Regions from separate parts of the Homo sapiens genome. Here region 1 is linked to region 2. Evidence: chromatin loops called from intact Hi-C (ENCODE). Cell type or tissue: mammary epithelial cell. All regions are shown on one strand. Links, peaks and the distances in the headings refer to the core of each region. The heading gives the core; the rest is flanking DNA.

Evidence for each region. A loop is a pair of places that touch in the nucleus more often than their neighbours do. Peaks named below come from ENCODE experiments on the same cell type or tissue, not always from the same donor. Only the 100,000 strongest peaks of a DNase experiment are listed, where the experiment ranks them.
Region 1: it touches region 2 in a loop (4-fold over the local background); 1 of 110 quality-filtered maps calls a loop at or near these places.

Annotation. Positions count from the first base shown.
Region 1 is chr15:71,042,023-71,046,022 of GRCh38, forward strand. The region is part of intron 15 of LRRC49 (leucine rich repeat containing 49); the gene reads left to right. Among named protein-coding and RNA genes, the nearest start is that of THSD4, 71 kb to the right of the region's middle. In mammary epithelial cell, for the core only: no CTCF peak of the experiment used is centred there; DNase peaks (open chromatin) are centred at 1,529 and 2,129; H3K27ac peaks cover 3,467 bases.
Region 2 is chr15:71,095,479-71,113,092 of GRCh38, forward strand. It overlaps CT62 (cancer/testis associated 62), which reads right to left. Exons shown (of 4, transcript NR_168260.1): 3 at 16,670-16,816; 4 at 14,766-15,948. It also overlaps a transcript of THSD4 not described here. Among named protein-coding and RNA genes, the nearest start is that of THSD4, 11 kb to the right of the region's middle. RefSeq lists enhancers at 7,656-7,725, 7,896-7,945, 8,086-8,195. In mammary epithelial cell, for the core only: a CTCF peak has its summit at 7,838 (motif pointing left); a DNase peak (open chromatin) is centred at 7,763; H3K27ac peaks cover 1,437 bases.

The DNA of each region.
Region 1 (4,000 bases), core at 1-4,000, 59 kb before region 2:
CAAAAGTTTCAAGTTTTTATTTTAATAAGAAGAGAAAATCTTTATGATCTTGATTGGGTTGGCTATGATTTTTTAACACCATAGATGCACAAACTATAAAGGAAAATGTTTTGGTAAATTGGACAGTCATTCAAGGTGATTGTGTTTTTTGTTTTTGTTTTTTTCTATGTTGCCCAGTCTGTCCCTGAGCTCCTGGGCTCAAGAAATCCTCCTACCTTGTCCTTCCAAGTAGCTGAAACTACAGGCATGCAGATTTTTAAAAACAGATAGCTTCAGTGCAGTCATGTAAGCAGAGTCTTGATTAAAGTGATATGAGCAATAATTAAGCTATAAGAAAGTAAAGACAGGGAATGTTGACTCCTGCTTTGAGAAATTTTAAAGAGGAAAGAAGGAATCTGAAGCCCCAAAATATTTGGAAAGAAACACTAATCTAACAATCAGGAGATGTGGATTTGAGCCCCTGATTCTACTTCTGAGTACTTGAAAGACCTTGCTGAAGTCCCTTAATCACTCTCTCGACTCACAGCCCAGCATTCCTTCACTTATACCATGCTCCTTACATCTTGAAAAATACTTAAATCACTGCAGCACAAAGTGCTCAGTCTCTCTTCCATACATCCTGAGTTGTTGAGAAAATTAATTGAGGTAAGTTCTTCACAAATCAGGTTAAGCAGACCCTTTCATTATACATGTCATAACTCTGTTGCTTGGTAGTTGTCCATCTATTCTCCTGACTCATCTAAAAAAGATTTAAGATGGACATAGAATCAGAGTGCTGAAAGGGACTTTAAAGAATCTAATGCTATTCTTAGATGAGGAAAACTGGAAACTCAGATGAGTTACTGAGGGTCACGTTGAATTATTGACTGAGCCGCCTCTAGAATGGAGTCCTAATTCTGACCTTGGACACGTTCACAGTATATCATGGTGCTCTCTCAAGTTTTCTTGACCACCCTAGTGCAAAGGGCTCTCTCTTTTCTGAACACTGTTTGTAATTTGCTGTCTGAACGTTTTACTCAGCATGTATCTACTGTTTTATGTTTTTAGTTGACTTTTTATATGTGCATGCCATCTCCCAACTAGACTGTAAGTTCTTCAAGGACTAGATTAGAGAGTTTTCTCTATGGAAGTATTAATAGAAGATGCTTAATCCTGAGCAGATCTCTCAATCTCTATAGACCTTGTTTCCCACTTATAAAATGGAGATATGGATTAAATCCTAATACAAGTACCATTATAGTTAAAATTGCTCTATAACAAACCCCACTGTTGACCTTCTTTTTCCCAAACCATCTTCATAACAACAAAATTCTAGTTTAATGAAATAATGTAAACAATATTGTATATAGTTTATCTCATCAGAATTGAACTTGTAAAATACTTGCTTTATGAATCCCACAGGGATATTGTGAGACAAAAAGAGATGAGTATATGAAAGCATTTGGGAATGGAAAAAGCATTACTCAAGGAGCAACAACTCCTTGACAGGTCAGGGCAAGAGAGGTGTCTCTAACGTGCTTTCAATGGGATCATCCTGGACAGGCAGAGTGAGTCATCCTGGCAGACACCTGATGACTTATAGGGCATATTGTAAGGAGATGCAGAATAGTTGGCTTGGAGGAGAGGAGAAATCATGAAGTAGAAATGCTTTCAAACACAGTTACTAAATTAAGGATTATTATAGCAGATACAATTCTATATCAACATGTCCCTAGAGAAACAGTGGAAGTAACTATAGCAGAAAATTTTAAAGCACTGTAAATTATACTGTGCCAGTTATGAAGAATTTATTTTCAATTGTATAATACATAAATGATTTAACAAAATATATCATTTAATTGTTTTAATTTTTGTTATCCCTAAATTATTATAAAAAATCTTCCAATCTTAATAATAGAATTTTGTCTTTTTAAATTCAAAATCCTATTTTAAGCAATTTGGAAATCTGTAAAAGAAGCATTCACTAAATATGCTCTATGCTTTCTACTTGTAAATGCATTGCTTGTAAAATATTGCTCATTTTAGTTGCTGATCTCTAGTGACTCACACTTGTCCTTCTTTGTAGGAGTTCCTATGTAGTCCAGATTTACTGAGTGCGAAAAGGGAGCAGCTACATTCTGTTCTCATCAACAAGCTAACTTAGTATAGGTGGCTAATGTTCAGACTATAGTATTTCAGAGTGAGGGAAGATCTTCAGAGAAGAGGCCAGCTGGAACCATTTGTTGCTTATCACACATCAAAAATCTGTACATACTTTTAAGACTGGTCAATCTATGACCTATTGTTTTAGTACATGACTATATCAAATCAGCATTTTGACCTGTGAATGGTGATTGATTGCTTAGAGATGCCTTATATGTCATAAGAAAATTCTTAAAATATGCCTCTGTTAAGGAAAGTTAGTGCAGGTTGGACTTATTGTTAACTTACATTAATTAATCAGGAATTTAAAACATATTTTATTTTAAACATCATAAGCATTTGGGCCAGGTGTGGTGGCTCATGCCTGTAATCCCAGCTCTTTGGGAGGCTGAGGTGGGTGGATTGCTTGAGTTCAAGAGTTTGAGACCAGCCTAGGCAACATGGCAAAGCCACATCTTTACAAAAAATAAAATTAGCTGGGTGTGGTGGTGCACGCCTGTGGTCACAACTGCTGGAGAAGGTAAGGTGGGAGGGTCGTTTGAGCCTGGGAGGCAGAGGTTGCAGTGAGCGGAGATCATGCCACTGCACTCTAGCCTGGGCAGCAGAGTGAGACCCTGTCTCCAAAAAATAAATTAATTTAAAAAATCATAAGCATTGGGAAACAGAAGAAAATATTAAAAAGGAGGAAAACATACTAATGTTCTCAGAACTCAGAAACAATCTTTTTTTTTTTTTTTTTTTTTTTGAGACGGAGTCTCCCTCTGTCACCCAGGCTGGAGTGCAGTGGTGTGATCTTGGCTCACTGCAAGCTCCGCCTCCCAGGTTCATGCCATTTCCTGCCTCAGCCTCTCGAGTAGCTGGGACTACAGGCGCCCACCACCACACCTGGCTAATTTTTTTTGTGTTTTTTTAGTAGAGACGGGGCTTCACCATGTTAACCAGGATGGTCTCGATCTCCAGACCTCATGATCTGCCCACCTCAGCCTCCCAGAGTGCTGGGATTGTAGGCGTGAGCCAAGAATTCAGAAACAATCTTAATGAGACTTCAATATATTTTCTTCAATAGTTTTTATGCATTCTTTTCTAACTTTTTAATAAAAATTTCAAACATACAGCAAAGTTGAAAGAATTTTACAATAAACATCCATACGTCCAAAACCTACACTCAACTATTAGCATCGTACCATACAGTGTACTTACTTTATCACATATCTATGTGTCTATCCATCCATCAGTCTACCTTCGTATTTTTTAAATTCATCTCACAGTCATTGCAGACATTAGTATGCTTCTGCCTAAATAATTCAGCGTGCATTTCATTAATTGAGATTCAGTATTCTACAGAGTATTTTTCTTTGTAAATTTTTCCATTTAGAGGTAAAACTTATATACTGAAATGTAAATCTTAGGTGTACAATTGCTGAGTTTTGACAATTCATACATTCATATAACCCAAACCCTATCAAAAAAAATTTTATTTTTTTCACATAACATTATGATTTAAGCATTTTTTCTTATTATGAATCTTTATTTTATTTTATTTTTAAATATTTCACCTTTTAGATATGGGGTACAGTGCAGATTTGTTACATGAGAGTATTATGTGATGCTGGGGTTTGGAGTATGGATCCTGTCACTCTAGTAATGAGCACAGTACCAGACAGGTAGTTGTTTAGCCCACACCCCTACCACCCTCTATGTTGTTCCCATATTTATGTTGTTCCCATCTTCCATGTGTGCACAGTGCTTAGCTCCCACTTATAAGTGAGAATATGCAGCATTTGGTTTTCTGTTTCTGCATTAATTTGCTTAAGATTATGGCCTCCAGTTCCATCTATGTTGCTGCAAAGGACAGGAT
Region 2 (17,614 bases), core at 5,911-9,910:
AAAACAAACAACCCCATCAAAAAGTGGGTGAAGGACATGAACAGACACTTCTCAAAAGAAGACATTTATGCAGCCAAAAAACACATGAAAAAATGCTCATCATCACTGGCCATCAGAGAAATGCAAATCAAAACCACAATGAGATACCATCTCACACCAGTTAGAATGGCAATCATTAAAAAGTCAGGAAACAACAGGTGCTGGAGAGGATGTGGAGAAATAGGAACACTTTTACACTGTTGGTGGGACTGTAAACTAGTTCAACCATTGTGGAAGTCAGTGTGGCGATTCCTCAGGGATCTGGAACTGGAAATACCATTTGACCCAGCCATCCCATTAATGGGTATATACCCAAAGGACTATAAATCATGCTGCTATAAAGACACATGCACACGTATGTTTATTGCGGCATTATTCACAATAGCAAAGACTTGGAACCAACCCAAATGTCCAACAATGATAGACTGGATTAAGAAAATGTGGCACATATACACCATGGAATACTATGCAGCCATAAAAAATGATGAGTTCATGTCCTTTGTAGGGACATGGATGAAATTGGAAATCATCATTCTCAGTAAACTATTGCAAGAACAAAAAACCAAACACCGCATATTCTCACTCATAGGTGGGAATTGAACAATGAGATCACATGGTCACAGGAAGGGGAATATCACGCTCTGGGGACTGTTGTGGGGTGGAGGGAGGGGGGAGGGATAGCATTGGGAGATATACCTAATGCTAGATGACGAGTTAGTGGGTGCAGCGCACCAGCATGGCACATGTATACATATGTAACTAACCTGCACAATGTGCACATGTACCCTAAAACTTAAAGTATAATAAAAAAAATGGCAAAAAAAAAAATTTTCTTTTATATTAGCACTAACCATTACCATTTCAATATAATCCCCTAAGGTAATTACAATATACATTTGATCCTGCTTGGTTTCCAACCCAGTCCCTCTAGTCTGTGCCCTCCTACCTCTCTGGGGACTTTTCTCCATATTTAAAAACAAACCAACAAAAAATCATCTCTTGACCCTGAGTTTCTCTCTCAACCTGTATCTAGATGAGTATAAATGCAATACCTTTCATTTTCTCCCACCTCCTTTATACTCTAACCCTGTTGTAATCTGGCCTTCTAGCATTTCCACATTTTTGTGTTTCAGACTAGATGGAAGAGCTGCTGTAACCTCACTCAGTGTGGTTCACAATAGGCTCAGATGAGCTAAGCCATTCCGAACATCATATTTCTAAGGAAAGCCAACTGGTTTTTTAAGAAGCAAACTGATTCCAAGTTGGTTAAAACCTGCTTACATTGATTCTAATCAGGTCAAGCCAACCTTCCTGGGTCATATTGGGTAAAGCCAGCTCAAACAGGATAAAACAGTCCCAAACTGACACATCAGATTCCAAGCAGTTCCTGCTGATCGAGACCAGATAAGCCTGCATCTAACTTGTCCTTACTGGATCAGACCAACGTGAATTGAATCACAGCAGTTCAGAAAGAGGAAACTGGATTCAGGCAAGTGATATTGCTTTATATTAGGGGAAAACAGTGTAAAGTGATTCTTAGTAGAGCAAACAGATCCTAATGAAATTAAAATGGTTTAAAGTCACATTTGTCAAAATAGGCTGATTCAAACTGGATCAAATCAGCTCTGATTTCAATAGCTTTTCCTTTGTTTGGGAAAAGTTATTGAAACTATTCAACCAGCTTTGAATAGTTTAAACCAGATCAACCTGGCAGCATTGCTAAATAGCTTCAAAAATATGTTATTAACTATTTATTGAGGTGAAAGGCTGGGCACGGTGGTTGACGCCTGTAATACCAGCACTTTGGGAGGCTGAGACGGGTGGATTGCTTGAGCACAGGAGTTCGCAACCAGCCTGAGCAACATGGTGAAACCCCGTCTCTACAAAAAATACAAAAATTAGCCAGACAGTGGTGGCGTATGCCTGTGGTCCCAGCTACTCCGGAGGCTAAGGTTAGTGGATTGCTTGAGCCTACGAGGTCAAGGTTGCCGTCAGCCAAGATAGCACCTCTGCACTCCAGCCTGAGTGACAAAGCAAGACTCTGTCTCGAAAAAAAAAAACAACAACAACCAAATGAGACAACAAAGAAGCCTCTTTATTGAGGGGGAAAAAAGAGACAGATAGGTTACAGATGTTGTTATACGTTATATCTTATAATTTACATTTTGCTTTCATAGGTCACAGAAAGATGTATATATATATATATATATATTTTTTTTTTTAAGTCCAAAGCAAACTCTTTCCTGATTCATCACACAATCTGTAATGTTCATTGCTCTATAGATTACTCTTGACACTAAAATTATTTCTTACACTGATCACTGTCGTGTGTTTTAATGAAACTGAGGCAAGTTTTTTGCCAAAAAAATTTTCCCCCAATTATCTAGGTATGAGCGTCCCTCTGTGGGAATAAACTTCATGCCCAGTGCTGACCTTCTCGCAGTGATGTTTTTGGGGAAACATCTTTTTTCACAGGGACAATACACTTGCATTACTTCATAGGAGCCAGACCCACAATAGGACACATTTTCAAAGAGAAATTGTTTCTCCAGATCTGTGAGCACACTGTGTCCCAAGGCAGTGCTGCTTTTATAGTAAATATGTTGACTATGTGAGCTGCGGAACAGTTCTTCTATAACCTGAATATAACTTTCCAATAAAAATTCTTTCACTTTTTTTTTTTTTTTTTTTTTTTTGGGGGGAGAGAAGGTCCCGCTCTGTCACCCAGGCTAGAGTGCCATGATCATGGCTCACTGCAACCTCATCTTCCTGGGCTCAGGTGATCTTCCCACCTCAGCCTCTCGAGTAGCTGGGACTATAGGCCCGTGCCACCACCACCCAGCTAGGTTTTTTGTATTTTTGTAGAGATGGGATTTTGTAATTTTTGTATTTTTGTAGAGACATGATTTCATAATTTGTGTATTTTTGTAGAGACAGGATTTTGCCATATTGTCCAGGCTGGTCTTAAATTGCTGGGCTCAAGCGATTGGCCTGCCTTGGCCTCCCAGAGTGCTATGATTACAGGTTTGAGCCACTGCACCTGGCCCCACATTTTTTATTTAAAAAATTTATGAACTAGATCATCATTGGGTATAGGGACATTCATCATTTTTACTTAGTTGCAACTTCCTGGCTGATGGGCAGTGCGAAAATGAATGCAGAATTATGTTGACTGCCTGGGAGACACCTGGACTGATATATAATATACTCATCCAAATGGTAAACTAGTGCAGAAGTGGAAGAAAACATGTAGAGACTCAATAAGAATACAAGTTAAGTTACAATGCAATTAATAGTCAAACTGAAGTAGAAAGGTAATTTATATTAACTACATTAAAAATATATATATTTCCCAGGCAGAAAATATTGGATTTTGTGTTTCAAAATCAGACACCTGCAAGCCTAAAATCCAGGTCTGATCCAATCAAACTTGCTTGAATACTTGTATGCAAATAAAATTTGTTCTCAATTGTTTAAACTGGTTGCAATTGGATTACAATGAGAACTACCTTTTCATTTCAGTTTGCACTCACCAAGGTCTCACAGCGACCTTTAAGAGAGTCAGGGATGGGTTAGAGGGTGAAGTAAGAAAATGCCTCCTACTCCACCCCATGACCACCACTTTTATATTTCTCTGGCCACAGACCTTGCCTCCTGGTGGTCTGGGGAAGAGTTGTATTGTGCATCAGATGCCCAAAATGTTCCATGTACACTTGAAAGAAATGTGTATTCTGCCACTGGGTGGACCTGTAAATGTCCATTAGAATCAATTAGTTGGTGGTGTTGCTCAGTTCTTCAATGTCTTTGCTGATTTTCTGTCTACTTATACTATCAGTTACTGAGGGGAGAGCTTTGATGTCTTCAACTTTATGGGCTTGTCATTTCTCCATTCAGTTCTATCAGTTTTTGGATTTTGTATTCTGAAATTCTATTGTTAGGTATACATACATTTAGGATTGCTATGTTTTCACAGTGAATTGGCTCTTTTGATTATTATGCAATGTGTCCTCTTTATCCTTGGTAATTTTCCTTGTTCTAAAGTTGATTTTAATAATAAAATTATATTCCAGGTTTCTTTTGATTAGTGATTATATGGTTTAGCTTTCTTTCCATATTTTAATTTTTATTCTGATCATAAATATATTATTATATTTAAAGTGGATTTTGCTGGGCATGGTGGCTCACACCTGCAACCCCAGCACTTTGGGAGGCCAAGGGGGGCAGATCGCTTGAACCCAGGGATTTGAGACCAGCCTGGACAACATGGTGAAACCCCTTCCCTACAAAAAATACAAAAATTAGCCGGTCGTGGTGGCACACACCTGTGGTTCCATTGGGAGGCAGAGGTGGAAGAATCACCTGAGCCCAGGAAGTCAGGGTTGCAGTGAGCTGTGATTGTGCCACATACAGTCATCCGGCCTGGGTGACAGTTTTCTTTGTTTGTTTGTTTTGAATTGAGATACTGTCTCAAAAAATTAAAACATAATAAAGTGAGTTTCTCTTAGGCAGTATGTAGTTGTTTCTTAGTTTTCTTTGTTTGTTTGCTTTGAATTCATTCAGTCTCTGTCTTTTAACTGGTAGGTCTGTTGGACAGACTCCAAAATGGCCTCTATTGAGTCCTACCTCTTGGATTTATATTGTTGTTTAATCTCCACTCCTTAAGTATGAACAGGTTTGGAGAGGTCCTGTGAGTTGTTTCCAACCAATAGAATATGGTAAGGTGATGGAATGTCACTTTTGTGATTGTGCTATCTAAGATTGTAACTTCTGTCTTGCTAGCAGTTTTTCTCCATAGACTCACTCTCTTCCTGGCTTTGATGAAGTAAGTTGCCATGTTGGGGAGGCTCACATGGCAAGAAACTGAGGCCTTCAATCCAACAGCCCAAAAGAAATGAAATTGTCTGAACAACTGTGCTTGCAAGCTTAGAATCAGATTTTTCCCCAGTAAAGCCTTCAAATGTGACCTCAGCCCTGGCCAACACCTTGGTTGTAGGTACATGAAAGACCCTGGGGCAGAGGACCTAGTTTAGCCATGCCTGCATTCCTGACCCACAGAAACTGAGATAATAAACATATGTTCTTTTGAGCTAAGTTTGTGATAATTTGTTACATAGAAACAGATATCTAATATTTATATCATTTATGTGTTTATACCATTTAAATTTAATGTAAGAATTGAGGGCTGGGTGCAGTGGCTCATGACTGTAATTCCAGCACTTTGGGAGGCTAAGGTAGATGGATCACTTGAGCCCAGGAGTTTGAGACCAGCCTGGGCCACATGGCAAAACCCTGTCTCTACAAAAAAATACAAAAATAGCCAGGCATGGTGGCCTGCACACCTGTGGTCTCAGCTACTCTGGAGGCTGAGGTTGGAGAATCACCGGAGCCTGGGAGGTTAAGGTTGCAGTGAGCCATGATCACACCACTGCCCTTCATCCTGGGTGACACAGTGAGACGCTGTCACACAAAAAAATAAATAAAAATAAAAAGTAAAATAAAAAATAAAATAAAATAAAATAAAATTGATATGTTTGTACTTAGATCACCATTTTATCACATATTTTATGTTTGTTTCTTCTGATTTTCATTTTCCCTTTCCTACTTTCTTCTGAAATATTTGAATATCTTTGTCTTCTATTTTAATTTTCTATTGATATTTTTACTATATCTCTGGGAAAAAAATTTTAGTAGCTGTTCTAGAGATTACAGTATATGGTCTGCTATTATATTACTATTATATTTTATAATTTCAAGAGGAGTACTCAATTCTTGCATTAAATTTAAATGGTATAAACACATAAATGATATAAATATTAGATCTTCTCACCATATAGGTACCTTTGGCATCCCCTGTTTACGTAGTCATCATAGTATTATGTATTATGATGACTACATACATTGAAAATTCCATCAGTCAATGTTACAATTTGTGCTTTCACATATTTCAAAGAACTTAAAATCTATTATATTTTTCCAGGTATCTACCATTTCAGTTGCTCTTATTTCATTACTATTGTTAAAGTTTCCCTCGATTTAATTTCCTTGTAGTCTGAAGAATTCTCCTTAGCATTTCTTATGGAACAAGTCTGGTATCAAGGAATTTTCTTACTTTATCTGAGAATGTCCTTATTTCATTGTCATTCATGAACGATATTTCCACTGGATATAAGATTCTGGATTGGTAGTTTTCTTTTCTTTTTTATTTTTTTTTTTTGAGACAGAGTCTCACTCTGTAGCCCAGACTAGAGTGCAGTGGCATGATCTCAGCTCACTGCAACCTCCATCTCCCAGGCTCAAGCGATTCTCGTGCCTCAGCCTCCTGAGTAGCTGGGACTACGGGTGCATGCCACCACGACTGGCTAATTTTTTGTATTTTCGTAGAGACGGGGTTTCACCATGTTGCCCAGGGTGGTCTTGAACTCCTGAGCTCAGGTGATCCGCCCCCTTGGCCGCCCAAAGTGCTGGGATTACAGGCATGAGCCACTGTGGAGGGCCGATAATTCTTTTCTTTCTGTATGTTAAAAATGTTATTCTACTTCCCTCCAGCTTCCATGGTTTCTGATGAGAAATGCACAGTCATTTAAATAATTGTTTCTCTACCTGAAATGAGTCATTTATCTTTGATTGCTTTCAGGATATTTTCTTTATTTTAATAGTTTTCATAAGTTTGATTATAATGTGTGGATGTCTTTGATTTTATCCTGTTTGGGATTCACTGAGTTTCTTCAATTTCCATGTTCATGTCTTTTGTGAAATGTGATGTTTTTCCACCATTATTTCTTAAAATATTTTTTTCCCATTCAACATCCTTTTTCTTTTCCTTCTAGGAGTGTAATGACACAAATATTAAACTTTTTGGTATTTTTTCCCACAGGCCCCTAAGGTTCTGCTGGGTTTCTTTTTCAATTTTCTTTCCTTTGTTGTTCAGATTAGATAATTTCTATTGATCTATCTTTAAGTTAATTTTTCATCCAGTTAATCTGAAATTTAAGTTAGTGTCCTTCTCTTTTTCTGTTCTAATATTTCCATTTGGTTTGTTTTTATATCTTCCTTTTTTTTAAATTTTGAGACAGTTTTGCTTTTGTTGCCCAGGCTGGAGTACAATGGTGTGATCTTGGCTCACTGCAACCTCCACCTCCCGGATTTAAGAGATTCTTCTGCCTCAGCCTCCTGAATAGCTGGGATTACAGATGCCTGCCACCATGCCCAGCTAATTTTTTGTATTTTTAGTGGAAACAGGGTTTCACTATGTTGCCAAGGCTGATCTCGAACTCCTGATCTCAGGTGATCCACTTGCCTTGGCCTCCCAAAGTGCTGGGATTACAGGTGTGAGCCACTCCACTAGGCCTGTTTTTATATCTTCTTTTTTCCCCCCTGAGAATTTCGGTATTTCCATTTGTTTCAGGAGCACTTTCCCTTACTTTATGGAACATGGTTATAATTGCTGCTTTAAAAAATGTTTGGTAATTCTAACATCTGTATCTTCTCAGGGTTAGTGTCTGTTGATTGTCTCGTTCCTTGTCAGTTGAGACTTTCATGGTTCTTCATATGCTGAGTAATTTGGGATTATATCCTAGACATTTTGAATATTACAGGACCCCAGGTCTGACTTAAATCCTAAAAAGAAGGCTTTTTTTTTTTTTTGAAGCAGGAAATGAAACAGATTATATTATTTTTGCGAGTCCAAACCTGCCTCTTGGGCTGTGGTTTCAATATCATTTCTGATTTCAGAGTGCAGTGCTATTCAGATCAGTCCTGTGTGTGTGCCACCCAGTGGCCAATCATGGGCCTGGACTGGGGTCTACCTTGCAGTTTCAGTTCTCCAAACATGTGGTATGGTGTTTAGGATCAGATCCATACATGTGTAGCCTGGAGGTGAGCCCAGGAGCTAAAACATAAGTTTGTGGGATTTCTGACTTAAGCTCCCTACTCTCCGTGATCTCCCCAACACCCTCTGGCTCCTTGGGGCCTCCCTTTTCAGCCCTCCAGTGAGCAAGCTTGGGCTTCAGTTTCTCTGCTCTGCCACACTTACCATGACTGTTTCTGTGTTTGGAGTCAAGTGGCAGGAGGAGAAAGGTGAAAAAAAAAGGAAGAAAGATTTGCCACACACTCTTGTGAACACTGCTCCTCCAGTCAAACAGAATAATTCCCCTCTCTTGGAATCTTAGATGACTGCCTAGCTCCACTCCCACCCCCTCAGCCTCTGCCACCACCACTGCTGCTACAATATTGCCTGTGGGCTGAGGCTGGAAAGAAGGAAAAAAAAAAACACCAGGAGTTCCCCTGCACCCCACTCTCTCTCTGACTCTTCAGAATCTCCTTTCTTGTGTTTTAGAGAGGACTTCTCTTGCAGCTCTTTCTGTCTTCCTCTGGTGCACACTTCCAGCTTTATGGCTGCCTTTTAGTCTAGGCTGGCTGATACTGGGAGGGAAAAAAATTCACTACTGATTTAGTGGGACTTTGAATTCTGGTCTTCTTCCCAAAGCCACCTGCTATGATTTATGTTTCAGAACTCTCAGATAGCTCCTCCATCCATTCTGTCCAGGATTTATAGTTACATTTAGTGTGTCCTTACTTATTCCATCTTTTCTGGAATAAGGCTCTCTTTTTGCTTTTTAAATCATCAATCATTTGCTATGTGGGAAATGATATCTTTGTTTATATGTATGGCATTTATTGTCTCCCCCACCCCCGGCCCCTGCAAAGTTTCATAAAAAACAAAACTTATTGACCAGCAATAACTCTTTATTATATGGCCGGAAAGAATTAGGCAATCCATCTGGAGAAAACAGACTGTTTCTCTTCGCTCACACAATACTTCTGACAGCAAATGTGTGGGGCTTTTTCTCCATCCCAAGAAGTTCTCCAATTCTGCTCCCATCAGCTGCATGCCCTACGATTTAATTCGATTTTGACACTGTCTACCTGGAGCTAAGCATCAGATCCCACAGGGTTAGTTCTCAGTCTCACAAGATTGCCCTGTTAATGGAAAAACCAAACTCTGAAAATATTTTAAAGAGGTTTCTTCTGAGCCAATATGAGTGACCATGGCCTAGAGAACACAGTCTCAATAGGTCCTGAGAAAGTGTGTCTGTGGCAGTCAGATTACAGTTTGGTTGTATAAATTTTAGGGAGGCAGGAGTTATAGGCAAAGACATAAATTCACACATGGAAGGTATACACTGGTTCGGCCCGAAAAGGTGTGATATCTTGAAGTGGGAGTTTACAGGTTATAGGCGGATTCAGAGATTCTTTAATTTGCAATTGGTTAAAGGAGTAGAGCTTTGTGTAAAAATTTGGAGTCAACAGAAAAGAAAGTTTTAAGTTAAGATAAGGAAGTATGTGAACCAATATTCGAGGTCAGAGTGACCCGTAGGGCTGAGTGACTTAGCCCTTGTCCGGCACGGCCTTATGTCCTCTTTATAATTTGATATCTTATTGTCACAAGGAGTCTGTTTTGTTAGTCTTATGGTCTGTATTTTAATATTAATGGTGGTCAGTTGTGCCTAAACTCCAAAAGGGTGGGGATATATCACCTCCCTTTGTGTCATGCTGGGAATTCCATTTTTAAGGATTTTCTAGGGTCCCCTTAGCCAAGAGGGGGTCTGTTCAGCTGTTGAGGGGCTTAGGATTTTATTTTTAGTTTTCAGCCTCTACTTCAGATGTCAATCACCAGGCCAGGTCTCTAGTACTTTTGACCAACCAGCTGCAAATTGGGGTTTCCCCTACCCACCTTCTCAGCAATACTTTGCTGGGATAGCTCACAGAACTCAGGCCATTTACTCGTTTATTATAAAGGATACAGATGAAGACTTAGGTGAGGTCTAGAAGGGTCCAAAGCATAGGAGCTTTTGTCCCTGTAGAATTGGGGTACCCCTCTCTCCCAGAGTTTTCATAGAATTTAATTTCCTCCCATCCCATTCCTGGAGGTCAGTGGGTAGGGCTGAAAGTTTCAACCTTCTAATCCCTTAGTTTTTCTGGTGTTGAGTCCCATCCTGAGGCTATCTGGGGTCCTACCCTAAATTACCTCATTAGCATAAACTCAGGTGTGCTCCAAAGAGGCTCCTTAAGAATAAGAAAGGACACCTCATGACTGAGGAAATTCCAAGGGTTTTAGATTCTCTGTGCCAGGACCACGGACAAAGACCAAATATACTTCTTATCACACTACACTATCCTATTTTCTTTTCCTCTACATTTCATCCTATTTTCTGAGTCCACAATTAGAGGCATTCCACCCAAAGACGAATTCTCAAAGGAACAAATTCACACCAAGATTGAACCACAACCTCACCTGGCCTGCACAATGCCTTCAATTGTTTTTCTGGCTTGCATTTTCCCCTCTTATATTAATAGAGAAAAAAAGAGCATTCCAGGGCCATGAGCCCTCTTGAGATGTTGAGCTTGAATGATTGGGAAGATGATAGCTCCTCATCCAGATATGGAGTATGGAATAGGAAAGAGGGTTTGGGGGGTGGGACAGGAAGTGATATGTTCTATCCATAACACATTGCACTTGAAGCACCTGCCAAAATATCCGGGAAATGGGAGCCTGGAGGTGAGGGTCAAAGGCCAGACTTAGGTGGCATAAAGAATGACTTGGAATAAATTATTGTGGAAGGTCTACAGGAGAAAATTATTATGGGAGGACAGGGTGTGTATCATGGTGAGAGAAGAGGGCCAGGGATCTCGTGCACAGTGTGCTTAACCTTCAAATTGCAAGGACTTCCCACTGTGACGCAGGCCTCAGTTCTACACAGCTGCTCTTCAAGACCACTCCCACTACTGTGCCTCCCCACCATTCCTGAGTATTCTCCACTCCCAGAGCCTGATGACTTTCCCTAAGCTCCCACCTTCAGTACACAGATTGGCCTTTATCTCAAAGGCAGAACTGGTATTTGGGTACCATGGCAGATCTGTTGGGGGAGTTTTTTCAGATTTTCCTGATTCTGGCCCCTGGTGGAGAAAAATGATCTGGGGTAAAGTTGCAGCCTGCCTGACCCATGCAGGAATTTATCCCTTAACTTGGGCCTACTAATCAGCACAATTACCTCTGAACACTAAAATAACAAGGCTTTCTGATCACTTTACCATTGCCAAGTTGTATTTACAAATGTCATCATACTTTATTGTATCAACCATTATATCAGTCATGGTATGCTAGGTTTTGCTGCAGTAACAAACTCAAATCTCAGTGGGAGATTTGATGCTGTACATTCAAAGAATGGTGGGGGTGCTTACAGATCACAGTCCTCTGAGACCCAGGCTAACCAAGGATTCCACAACCCTAGCACCAGTGGGAAGGAACACGATGATTTGTACATTGAGTCTTAAAGCAGCTACCAGCTTTAAAAAAAAAAAAAATTTAAAAAGAGAAGTCACATTCCATTTGCCACAGCAAGTCACCTGGCCACATTTAACTTCAAAGGGAGGGGAAGTGAAATCTCGTCCCTGAAGGCGAATTGGTGAACTTGAGTCATGATTACCACAACCATGCCCTCTAAAATCATTATAGCCACATGACAGTTGAAAAACTCAGACTAGTAAGTCACTTTTCCAAGTCACACAGTCAGGAAGTTAGCACAGCAAGGCTCCAAGTGCACATTTGTTTAACTCTAAAACCAATGTGCCTTTCACAACCTGATGTGCTGTCTTCATGAAACCGTTATCCAGAAGAAAGTTCTTATTAGCTTCAAGGAAACTTCAGATGCTGACAAGTAAAAAGTTTGACATGTGCAATTAACTTAATCAATCAAAAAGAAACAATGTGTTCCTGTTTTCTTTCCTTTTGCAATTACCTGTTTTTAGAAGGAAGGAAAGAAGGAAAGAAAAGAAAGAAAGAAGGAAAGAGAGAAGGAAGGAAGGAGAAAAAGAAAAGAAAGAAAGAAAGCAAAAGAAAAGAAAGAAAGCAAAAGAAAAAAAGAAGAGAAGAAAAGGAAAAAGAAAAGAAAGGAAAGAAAAAGAAACCAAGCCTTTTGGCCCACCCTTTGACCTACACCACAATATCTGATTGCATGTCAGGGTGATTTGGTTTCTTTCCCATTGTGTGGTATTTTCCACTCACAGGACTGGGTCAGGAGAAGTTTGTATCTTAATCTACACGCTTGTTCTTGCTCATGTTTGCCTCTGCTTGATCCCATACCCTTCATTCATCCTTTGGAATGTTCCCGTGACAACGGAAGAATGGCAATATAGCTAGCCAGAAAAAAGGGACGGACCAAGAACAGACCAACTTCTCTCAGACTGAGGATGCTAATGGGGAAGGCACAGGACATGAGAGTGTTTTCTCCCCATTTTCCCCCTTGAGAGAATTCAGCAGTTAGTGAGTGTCAAGCCTGCTCTGCAGATGAGGAAACTGAGGCTCAGCAGGGTTAAGCCACTGCTCAAGGTCATAAGGCTAGTACCCAGATGAAAACCAGCTGCTATTATTTTTTCCTGAATCACTGCTTCGTTTTCTGTCCATTCCACTCTGCAACCTTCCATCTCTCCTCCTAGGAAACCTGCGCCCAAAGCATGCAGCCAATGCAGGGCTCCTCTGCCTCCTCTGATGTCTTCCACCTCCATGTGGCCTGCTTGCTGGCAGATACAAGGATAGGTGCAGCTCTTTACAATGGAGACATTGAGATGAGGTGGCCACTGTAGGGCTCAGGCTGCTGGGGCCTGGAGGTGGGAGCTGTCCCAGTGCTATGGAAGAAATGCTTCTCAGGCCTCAAAACTGTTCCTGAACAAACCCAAGGTTCATAGAAGATGAATTCTGGCAAGAGGCTGAGTTCTGGAAAGCGGCATGAATAGTAGCAGAGACTGGGGTCCACATTGCTGGGCTAAGCTTTGGGACAAGCCCATGAGGGAAAACCCACAAGGCTTCTTCTTAACTCCAAAGAAGAAAAATAATAACCTGATTAGATTAAATATGCTTTGAGCCGGGAAGATCCTTAGCTTTAACATGTATGATATTTGGAATTCAAGATGTCCTAAGTAGTTTCCATGGCTATTTCTGACAGCCTGAAGCCCCTGGTTTTCTCCACCCATGGACTTCCAAGGGACAGGACAATGGGGAGGGGGCTCACTGGAATAGCTCAAGGCCCACCAGATGGGTTCCTATTTCTGATTGACCACATTCTCACGGTGTGAATGTCTGCAACTCATTTTTTCCCCTGGGCCTCTGTTTTTTAATCTGAATAAGAGAAAATAGGGCCGGGCGTGGTAGCTCACGCCTGTAATCCCAGCACTTTGGGAGGCTGAGGCAGGCAGATCATGAGGTCAAGCGATGGAGACCATCCTGGCCAGCATGGTGAAACCCCATCTCTACTAAAAAAATACAAAAATTAGCTGGGTGTGGTGGCATGTGCCTGTAGTCCCAGCTACTCAGGAGGCTGAGGCAGGAGAATTTCTTGAATGTGAGAGGCGGAGGTTGCAGTGAGCCAAGATCGCACCACTGCACTCCAGCCTGGGCAACAGAGTGAGACTCCGTCTCAAACAAACAAACAAACAAACAAAAAAACAAACAAAAAAACAAAAAGAGAAAATACTCTCTTCCACCTCTAGAATTCTGAGATTTTTAAATAAAGAAAGATGAACTTAGGAAGAAGCTGGTCCTGAACACTGATCCTGTAGCTTCTGGATGAACACCTAATACCAGAGGAATAGAGGAGCCATTTCAGGGTCACCCACTCAGGTGTTCTCTCATCCTACCCAAGTCAACAAACAGCAGCTCTATCAATGTCTTCATGACTCAAGACACATCGTGGGGAGTTTTGTCTGTAAGCCATGATGTGGCACTAGAGCTGCATGGTAATTCTCTGCATTACAGGGAATAAAAGAAGCTATTCCAAATGCAGCTTGAAATTTTTAAAAAAGAAGTCACATACTTCTCTGAGTATGTCATCTTTTCCCAGATGGATCCAAAACGAGCCACATAATTTCCCTGTTGCAGAGTTTCTGAGAGATTCGTGGATCTGAGAACTGGAAGGGGCTATACAAGTTGGTGTGAGCCCGTCCCATTCTCTCCCAACAGGTATAATTAGGTTCTTGCCATTCCATAGGGGAGGCGACTGCAGTTTGGAGGTTGGTGACTTCTACGATGGGATGGCCAGAGAGCAATGGCGGTGTAGTGTTTGGGGGACTGACTGCTTTCTTTTATGACACCAAACTGCTGCTCATAAGCAAAAGTGTCCACCATCACACACAGAGTGGTGAAAGGAAACACTAAAAGAGAAAAAAAAAAAAAAGGAACGTGGGACCCAGGAACACTCTGGCAGCACTGTCTGGTGAGCCGCTACAACTAGCACATAGTAGGTGGTCTGTGTGCTGAAGAGAGGCAGGATGAAGGTGAGTGAGGCAAGGCAAAGCCATGAACTTGGAGACCGTGTGACTTTGTCGTTTGTAGTGCCCTGGTTTTATACATAAGCCATATCTGGCCAGTGTTCATTGGATATGCCCTATCTCTGAGATTTTATAAAAATTAATTCATTCAACAAGAAAGCCGGTTTGCTGAAGAGGGAAAATTGCCAACAAGGCCAAGGTGACAGCAATTTCAAGCACAATGTAAGCTGATTAGCCTCAAACAGAGAAGCTGCTTCCTGGCTGAGCTCTCCCACCCTGCTCCAGTTGTCTTGGAGATTTGCAGTCCTGGTCACAAGGGGTACCAGGCGGCAGTGTGAGCAATGGGTGAAGGACAGGACCTCATTATGAGAGTCTCCCAGGAAGGAAAAGGCAGACGCAGGATATTCTTTCAGAATGATGGATTTGCTTAAGTTTGCATTTATTTTTTTCATTACAAGAGAATTGTGGAATGATGCTTTTGCATTACCTTTTTTGAAAAATAAGAAATGTTCTTTTTCTCCCTCTCCCTTTGGAAAAACACAGATCTGATTACGTCAGTCCCTGCTTAAACCCCCTTAGAGGCTTCCTCTTGCTCATTTGAAAATGACAGAACTCATAAAAACGGCCATAAGCATCACTGGCATTGAATGGAATTGCACAGCACTCCTTTCTCAATTGTTAATAAAATGACATACTTCCATATCAGCTGATCAACAGCCACTACGTCAAGCTGTCCCCTACTTCTTCCACCCTGGGAACACTGGGCCTCCCCAAGGCCTCCAGGACAGCAGCGGGCTCCAGGGCCTGCTCTAGCCAGTGTCCTGTATCTGCTCTCTTTTGTGGACTCTGAAGCCACACAGCCCTTCTGCTCCTGGAGAGTCCCCTGCCTTCCTCAGGGTCTTTGCAAAGGTGTTTCCTTCTGTCTAGAACAGTCTCCCACGCTGTCCCCTTTGACTTTGGGTGACTTTTCTCATCCTTCCTTTAGTCGTTCATAGTTGGCTTCAATAAATGAAGGATAGACGGGAAAGTGACTGATCAGCCATGCTTGAGAAGAGGAGGCCCTGGGCGTATGCCGTAGATCTCCATTGTCTAGGCCTAGTTAATCATCGCCGGAAGAAGAAAGGGAGGCTGTGGACTGGAGGCTGCCAGCCCCGCCTTCTCCTTCTGTCTGCATGTCCTAAGGAGAAGCAGCCTCGGATCCGGGTGATGCCTCTTGGCTGTGAGTATTATCATTTGCAAAGAGGAAAAGGGGAAATAATCTGAATATCTGGGATTCCAAAAGTTGTCTTGTACCAGGTAACAAGAACCTTCCTATCTCCTCTGACCAGATGTGGGGTGAGAAAGAGGATGAGAGCAAGTGTGAAGCAGAAAAGGGAAAGAGAAGGAGATAACCTGAAGTGTGGCCTGAAGACTCCCTGACACTTCATGGGAATCCTTGACATTCCGTCTGGAAACCATTTTGCTCATGTCCTCAGAGCTGTGGCTGCAGAATTTTCTCTTGCCCAGTTGTGGGTTACAGGTCAAGTAGAGAGTCAGCCCCAGGCAAGGGCACAGGAACTCAGACTGTAGGTCAGCATTCCAGAGTTCCTGGAGGAGGAAGAAAAAGGACTGGGTTAAGGAGGCAAGCAGGGGAGGGAATCTACCCTGAGATTTTTAGAAACAGCTCAAAATAACAGCAAGTTGACCAACTCTCAAAGTGTTTTGTTTTGTTTACCATGCCTCCCTTATTTTCTTATTATTTGCTGGGCACAGGCTTGCCTTGACTTTACAGTCTGCATAAGTTTACAACCAGGAAAATGAAAGGAACAATTTTACAAGCATCGTGATGGATCCTGGTACCTCCTTCAGAGCTTGAAATTAGGGGTTTGAATGTAGGTCCATTTTCATCCCACTTCCAAATGCTAGCAACGTAGGGAATTATACGGGGGTTTCCTTTCCTGCTGGGACACAATTCTCTGAAGCACAGTTAGGATGAAAACACGAGGTTTGTAAGAGCTGAGAGCAGTGTTTTTCAAAGTGCAATTTTCAGAACTCTAGGCCCAAGAGATGTTTCGCTGGTAAAAGGATTCCACGTCAAATACATTTGGGACACTCTGCATCATCTCTCCCCTCTCAGGCAATCTCAGTGCTTATAAGTAAGAAAACTGTGTTCCCCATAAGTTTCCCCCCAAAGGGTCCAGCTGTCCTGCATTGCCTTCCTGTAATCTGTTCACACGTTGCTCTTATTCCAGTTCCACATGCCCTGAACTCCCAGAAGGTTGCTCTCAGCAGTGAGCCATTCATTCCTCAGAGATTTGGGAGCCCTCACCACGTGCAGACGCTGTGCTGCAGGCTGGGAACCACAGGAGAAATGGCTGAATGTTCTGTGGGTGTGGCTGTAGGCAGAGGGCTGATCAGTGAGGTGGGGTGGTGACAGTCTTCTATAGGATGTCGTATGCATCATTTATCAACTTAACTAGGACAAGAGAATGAAGGGGGGTACTATTAATAATTAATTAATAATTATAATAGGACAACAGGTGTAAGCTAGAGCTGTCTTACATAGACAGAACTGACACATGACAGAAGAGTTATGTTTCTTGTCTGTCCCTTTAGGAGCTGCCTCTAGGGCCAGTGGATAATAATTACAGGGCAAAAGGTTTCAAGTCAAAATTAAAAGGGAATTTCTAACAAAGAGCCTCTAAGAACAATGTGGCTATTTTATGAGGTAGTGAGTAGCTCACCACATCAGATATGCAAAGGGGTGACCCACCCTCCAAGATGCTGTGTATAGCTGACACTGACATGCCAGGCAGGCCCCCAGCCTAGGTAAGCACAGGCTAGCCTTTGACTGTGATCTGAAGCACATATTCTTGGCTCTCTCTTTCGGTGAGGGTCAGTAAGCTATTTTATATGCAAGGACCACATTCTGCTCTTCTGATTCATACGTGACAGACACATTTGGATAAAAGCAGAAATATAACAGGACTGAAAGATTAAAACTTGCTGTCTTAGCATACTTAATATTCACTGATGCTTACACATAATGTAAATATCTCTTTGTTTAAAATGAGTATAGGCTGGTCTCTGTGGCTCACGCCTGTAATCTCAGCACTTTGGGAGGCCAAGAACGGAGGATCACTTGAGCTCAGGAGTTTGAGACCAGCCTGGGCAACACAGCAATACCTCCTTTCTACTAAAAATAAAAAATGAAAAAAAAATTAGTCAAATGTGGTGGCGCACGCCTGTAGTCTCAGCTACCTGGGAGGCCGCA